Regions from separate parts of the Homo sapiens genome. Here region 2 is linked to region 1. A link is a contact called in ENCODE Hi-C or POLR2A ChIA-PET data. All regions are on one chromosome and are shown on one strand. The core of a region is the stretch at or near the end of the contact, and the rest is flanking DNA. Distances in the headings are between cores, read along the strand shown.

Region 1 (2,713 bases), core at 75-2,574:
GTTTGATTAATTGTGTTTCTCATGATGAAAAAATCTAAGATTTTTAACTGGGATTTTCCTACCAGAATGCTTACAGAGAACATGATTCTCTTGGCTTCCTGAAAGTTCTCATACTTTTGTTCGAGTGTGACTCAAAACCCTTTTCCCAAGGGAGGAGATAATGACTCTTTGGGTGGCTGAAGGAATGTGAGGATTTAATGAGCATCTCTTATTTGACCCTGGTATGACACAGCACACCGCTAAGAATTGAGTCTTTTCATGTTATTGCGGGTTGCTAGTTCTGTCTGCTCTCCCTCCCCCTTTTCCTTTTTTTTCTTTACCTGTTTGCTTACTTTTCAGTCTTTACCAATAACATTAAATTTTTTTTTCAAGAATGTAGAAGTCAACTCAGATTGTGAGAAACATAAAGAGAAATTTACTGTAGGAGTGAATTAACCTATAGGAGTTGGCTTCTACAGGTTGGGGGATTGGAGAAATATTCTTATGAAAGGTTAACTATAAAACCAATCAGTCATTCACATTTACCTAGGAGTACAAATTATTGTTTCAGTCAAATATTTCTTTATGGAAAGAAGGAAGGAATTCACCTACTATAGCTCATCAAACAGTCCATGTCAATTAAAAAAGGCAAGGCAGTCCAGGTCACATAAAATTGTCACCAAATAAAGGCCTATATTTGAAAAAGGACTCCAAGCCATGTAGAATGGCCTACATTTTCTTTCTTTTTTTCTTTTTTCTTTTTTTTTGAGAAGGCATCTCGCTCTGTCATCCAGGCTGTAGTGCAGTGGTGCGATCTTGGCTCACTGCAACCTGTACCTCCTGGGTTCAGGCAATTCTCCTGCCTCAGCCTCCCGACTGGCTGGGACTACAGGCACACACCACCACACGTGGCTAATTTTTGTAATTTTAGCGGAGATGGGGTTTCACCATATTGCCCAGGCTGGTCTCAAACTCCTGACCTCATGATCCGCCCACCTTGGCCTCCCAAAGTGCTGAGATTACAGGCATGAGCCACTGCGCCTGGCCAGAATGGCCTACATTTTCAAGCAGTAGTCAGATGAAAAAAATCTCAGCATAACAGTAGAGTTTACAACCAAATCCTCAAAGTTAATTTAAAAATAATATTTCATGTTTCTTGTCTATATCGAAGGCTGAATTAAGTCACATGCTATAGTGTTGGTAACATTACAGGATATTTACCTTCTCTTGGCAACTCTCCTGGAATATAAAACTGAGGCTCACGTCACTTATCCTATGTGTTATTTGAGACATCTAAAAATAAACGAGAAGATAAAAAACAGAGGTGATCTCATTTCCTCTTCTAGCTTTTTCATAAGCCAGAGGAGCCAAGGGCCTAGGTGTCTAGAGTAGGGGTACAGTGGGGTCAAACTGCACTAAAAGCAGCATTTCTCAGTGTCTTATTGAGTAATTGAACTTTCTGGGCTACTTTCAGTGGTCTGGCAGCCTTGTAAATGCTCTCTGTTGGCTCATGTTAGAAAAATTTTCCTCAAGTTATTTTTAGGAGATAATTGAATTACAGAACAACAAAAAAATCTATATTCTCTGTGTCTTGTGGAGAAGTAGGAGGCAGGGGTGAGCATTCAGAGCAGAAAGACAGACCTGCTTTGTGGGCAGGTAAAGCTGAGATTGCTCCATTCCTAAGCGTTAAATACAGAGGTGCTGGCCTTGGAGATATCTTGATGATTCAGGCCTATGGGTTTACTATTTATTCAATGCAATTTGTTCGACATTCAATATCTAGCTGTTCTTAACTGGTGTAAACCTAGGAGAAAATCCCAAGAGAAAAATCTTGTCTCTGTAGACTAAACTATATGAGCAATTTAGAGGATAGGTTCTGCTGGATCGGTTCTTCACAACAGCAAAAAGGGAAAGATTTGCCCTGCTTCACCATCCTGAACTTCTGTCAATGCCAAATCCCCATTTAATAGCTTAAATTTCTTCCTTAAACCATTAGAAAACTTGTATTAAACTTTTTTTCCTGGCCTTCTCATTGCCTCTAGTGTGAGGGTCTCAAAAAGAGTATTTGTTGATGCTAAGTTGCTTTGTTTTATTGATGGGCTGTAGTAAGTTTTACAAGTGTTTATACTTCTGCAGATATTCAAAACACATCTGTTTCAAAAAAAGAAAGAAAATATGTCACAACCTCAAAGTGGTAGAAATTCTGGCCAAACACAGAGTGGATTTAAGAGGGGGTAGGGAGAGATGATGGCAGTGATGGGGGGTAAGCAGGATGAGTGAGGTTGGCAATAGGTTTGGATAGAAATTACTTTTGTGTTGCCTGCTTAATAAAAGCCACATAGCCTAATTGTATTTTTGACATGCCACTATATTTGAAGTCCATATTGCTATAATAATGTTGTATTGTTCCACACAGCCAGACTATCAGTGGTATGCTCTTGACCAGCTTCCGCCAGATGTACAACACAAGGCAAATGGTGAGACCACAGCTGTATTGAGCATTCTTTCATGTTTACATCTTAATGGGATCTTTTGGGGATGTTTACTCAACATACATTCATTCGTACTTGGGGAGGACTTACTATAAAGTTGTGTTACATACATAACTTTAATTTGATGCACCTGGGGTTAAATTGAACTCCTTAAGACAAAGAAAATGTGCGAATGCAGAAATGCATGAACCTCAATTCTGGCTTCTGTTCCTTTTTCAGTCTCAGAGTCAGAATTCCATCTG
Region 2 (2,713 bases), core at 121-2,620, 560 kb before region 1:
AGCACTTTGCCCTTCCCATTCTAGCATATGTCTAGAACACTGCATCTAGTGTCGCAAACTTGTCCTCTTGCCCCCTCTGCCCTGGCACCTTCCCTCCCCACACCAGTAAGTCTGAGAAGGTCCCTGTGTCTTCTACTTTTCCTTTTCCAGCATATGGAGACAAAAGTGATTATATCCCGGATGCTAATCCGCCATGTTGACCTTTAATAACCCCAGTCCCATGAATACCTCCTGATTCCTAGGATTTTTTTTTTAAACTGTCCTTAGCATAAGAACATGTCAACCTTGATGCTATTGCCCACATTGTAGGCTATGAAGCATACGGCATTCTCACCTGTTCCGGAGGGCTGCCTTTAATTGTCTTGCACAGAGCAGTATACTCTTTCCTTACGGTATATAAGGCCAGGGTCTGGGGAGTAACAGTGCAGAAATTTATCTGCTTGCCGCCGCCCAAGGCCACGCTTCTGTCTACCACATCCTCCAATAGCACCCCTATTACCTACAGACTGGATTTGTCTGTCTCGTTCTTTGGTTTCTTGACTCCTTCGCGTTTGGGGGCTGCTTTGCATATAAAGCCCTTTCACAGAACACAGCACCATGCTAGTACAATACGCTGTAGATTCTCCCTCCCTCCCCCTCTCTCTCATATACTCATATATTTTATGTTGAACCAATATGAGGCATTGCTCAAATTTAAGTCATATTAAAGTTCTAGGCTAGTTTTGAAAACAGAAACTGATTGGAAGCAGAGGTTTTCAAATAGCCCACATACGCTACTAGAAGGCTGTACATTTAAGAGAGGGCCATCTAGGAAGCAATAATAGGCATTAAAACAACAACAAAACAACAAAACAAAACAGAAACAAAAACAACTTGGGAAACGGCCCTCCTTTCACGTTTTTTCTATCCCATCGACAAAGGCGCGCTGTCCTTAGCTGCGATGATTTTGTCTCGCCTCCAAAAAGACGCCCACGCACTATGTTGAGCACCCAAGTGAGGCTACGGTTCCTGCGGTCACAGAGGGCAGGGAGGCTCAAGCACCTCCAAAACCCCGAGCCCTGGACAGCTCCCCAGGCCCTTCCCGCGGCGCGAGGACAAGAGGTCTCCGGGGCCCTCGGGGGAGCGGCGCCTCCTCCTGGTTCCAGCAGCTCTGCGGCCGCTCCCCACCCAGGCCCGCGAGACCAGCGGGACAGTCCGCGCCGCGGGAGACCAACTGGGACGAGCCGCGACCCACGCAGGCGCGCTGAGGCCGGGGCAGGGGCGGGCCCGGCTGGCGCGGCCGGCCTGCGGTTGGGGCCCTGGCGGGGGTGGGACGGGCCAAGCCGGGCAGGGCCGGGGTGGGGCCGCTGGCGTTTCCGTTGCTTGGATCAGTCTAGGTGCAGCTGCCGGATCCTTCAGCGTCTGCATCTCGGCGTCGCCCCGCGTACCGTCGCCCGGCTCTCCGCCGCTCTCCCGGGGTTTCGGGGCACTTGGGTCCCACAGTCTGGGTGAGTGGTCGCAGCCCGGGGAGGGGGCTCCTTCTGGAGAGGAGAGCGTGGTCGCGGGGCACTGGATTCGCGCGGACGCTCGGCCGAGAGCTGTCCCGGTAGCTGCGAGAGGGCGGGTCGGCCCCGTGGCGGGGCCCTCCGGGCTGTCTGAGCGCCGCCGGGTCCCCGCGGACCTGCGCTTGGGGAGGGCACGAGTTGCAAATGGCGCGCTAAGCCCGAGGTTTCTTCTCTTTTGCAGTCCTGCTTCACCTTCCCCTGACCTGAGTAGTCGCCATGGCACAGGTAAGGCCGTGCGCCCCCCACTGCGCTGGATTTACCCACAACTTTGTATGCTGCGACGAGGGACTTTTAGGATTTGTCTGAGAGCCAAAAAGTTTAGGAGGAAAGGGAACCTGCTTTGGGGACATCGCTTCCACTTTTCTTGTTCCCCCTTTGCTTCCCTGCCCCCGTTTCTGTGTCCCGGTTCTTCCCGCTGAGCGCCCTCCGGAACCAGCACCGACGCCGCCAAGCTGCCTTCGCGCGCAACAGCTGGTGACGTGGCCGGATTTGTGTGCGCTCCCTTTTCATGAGTGAATGTGTAAAAGTGGGCCTTCCCCAAAATCCAGAGAGTAGCTCAAATTAGAACCGGAGCAAGAACAGCTCATCGTGGTCATGTGAGGCGAACGCATTCCCCCCCCACCCCGCCCCCCGACTTCCTTTATTTTTTTTCCGCAAAGTTTTCTGTATTTTAATACTGTGATTGAGCATTGGCTTTTTCCAGTTGCTCAGCCCAGTTTTACTAAAACTGTAGGACGTAGGCTCTGATTTTTTTTTTAATCCAAAAGATTAAACACAAGCGCTGTTTTTCTTAAGCAATGAACTCGTGGAACGAGTTCTCAATTGAATTTGCCTTGGGACTGTTTCAGAAATTGATAATCTACTACAGGCTTTCTTTACTGTTTTTTTTTTTTCCTTTTTTTTTGAGACGGAGTCTCACTCTGTCGCCCAGGCTGGAGTCCAGTGACGTAGTGATCTCGCTCACTACAACCTCTGCCTCCCGGGTTCAAGCAATTCTCGTGTCTCAGCTTTCCAAGTAGCTGGGATTACAGGCGCCCCACCATGCCCAGCTAATTTTGTATTTTTAGTAGAGGCGGGGTTTCACCATGTTGGCCAGGCTGGTCTCAAACTCCTTGCCTCAAGTGATCCTCCCGCCTCGGCCTCAGGACTGTAATCCCACTGCGCCTGGT

What was found. Hi-C counts contacts between places; a loop is a spot of excess contacts on that map. ChIA-PET counts read pairs that join two places held with the same protein, here RNA polymerase II (POLR2A). Pooled maps may share reads with other maps.
Region 2: a loop to region 1 is called in a pooled map, with 2.6 times the contacts of the local background. The contact joins the promoter of ANXA5 here to the enhancer-like site in region 1. A Hi-C loop is called at or near these places in 4 of 50 pooled maps. POLR2A ChIA-PET finds 5 or more read pairs at or near these places in 3 of 52 experiments (WTC11 and activated T-cell).

Annotation. Positions count from the first base shown.
Region 1 is chr4:121,138,367-121,141,079 of GRCh38, reverse strand. It overlaps TNIP3 (TNFAIP3 interacting protein 3), which reads left to right. Exons shown (of 11, transcript NM_024873.6): 10 at 2,396-2,456. Among named protein-coding and RNA genes, the nearest start is that of TNIP3, 25 kb to the left of the region's middle. Within about 2 kb of position 1,324, at least 3 of the 41 ENCODE cell types and tissues checked have a DNase peak (open chromatin) inside an H3K27ac peak, as active enhancers do.
Region 2 is chr4:121,695,637-121,698,349 of GRCh38, reverse strand. ANXA5 (annexin A5) reads left to right here and starts at 1,370. Exons shown (of 13, transcript NM_001154.4): 1 at 1,370-1,487; 2 at 1,726-1,769. The coding sequence starts at 1,761. RefSeq lists a silencer at 1,002-1,421.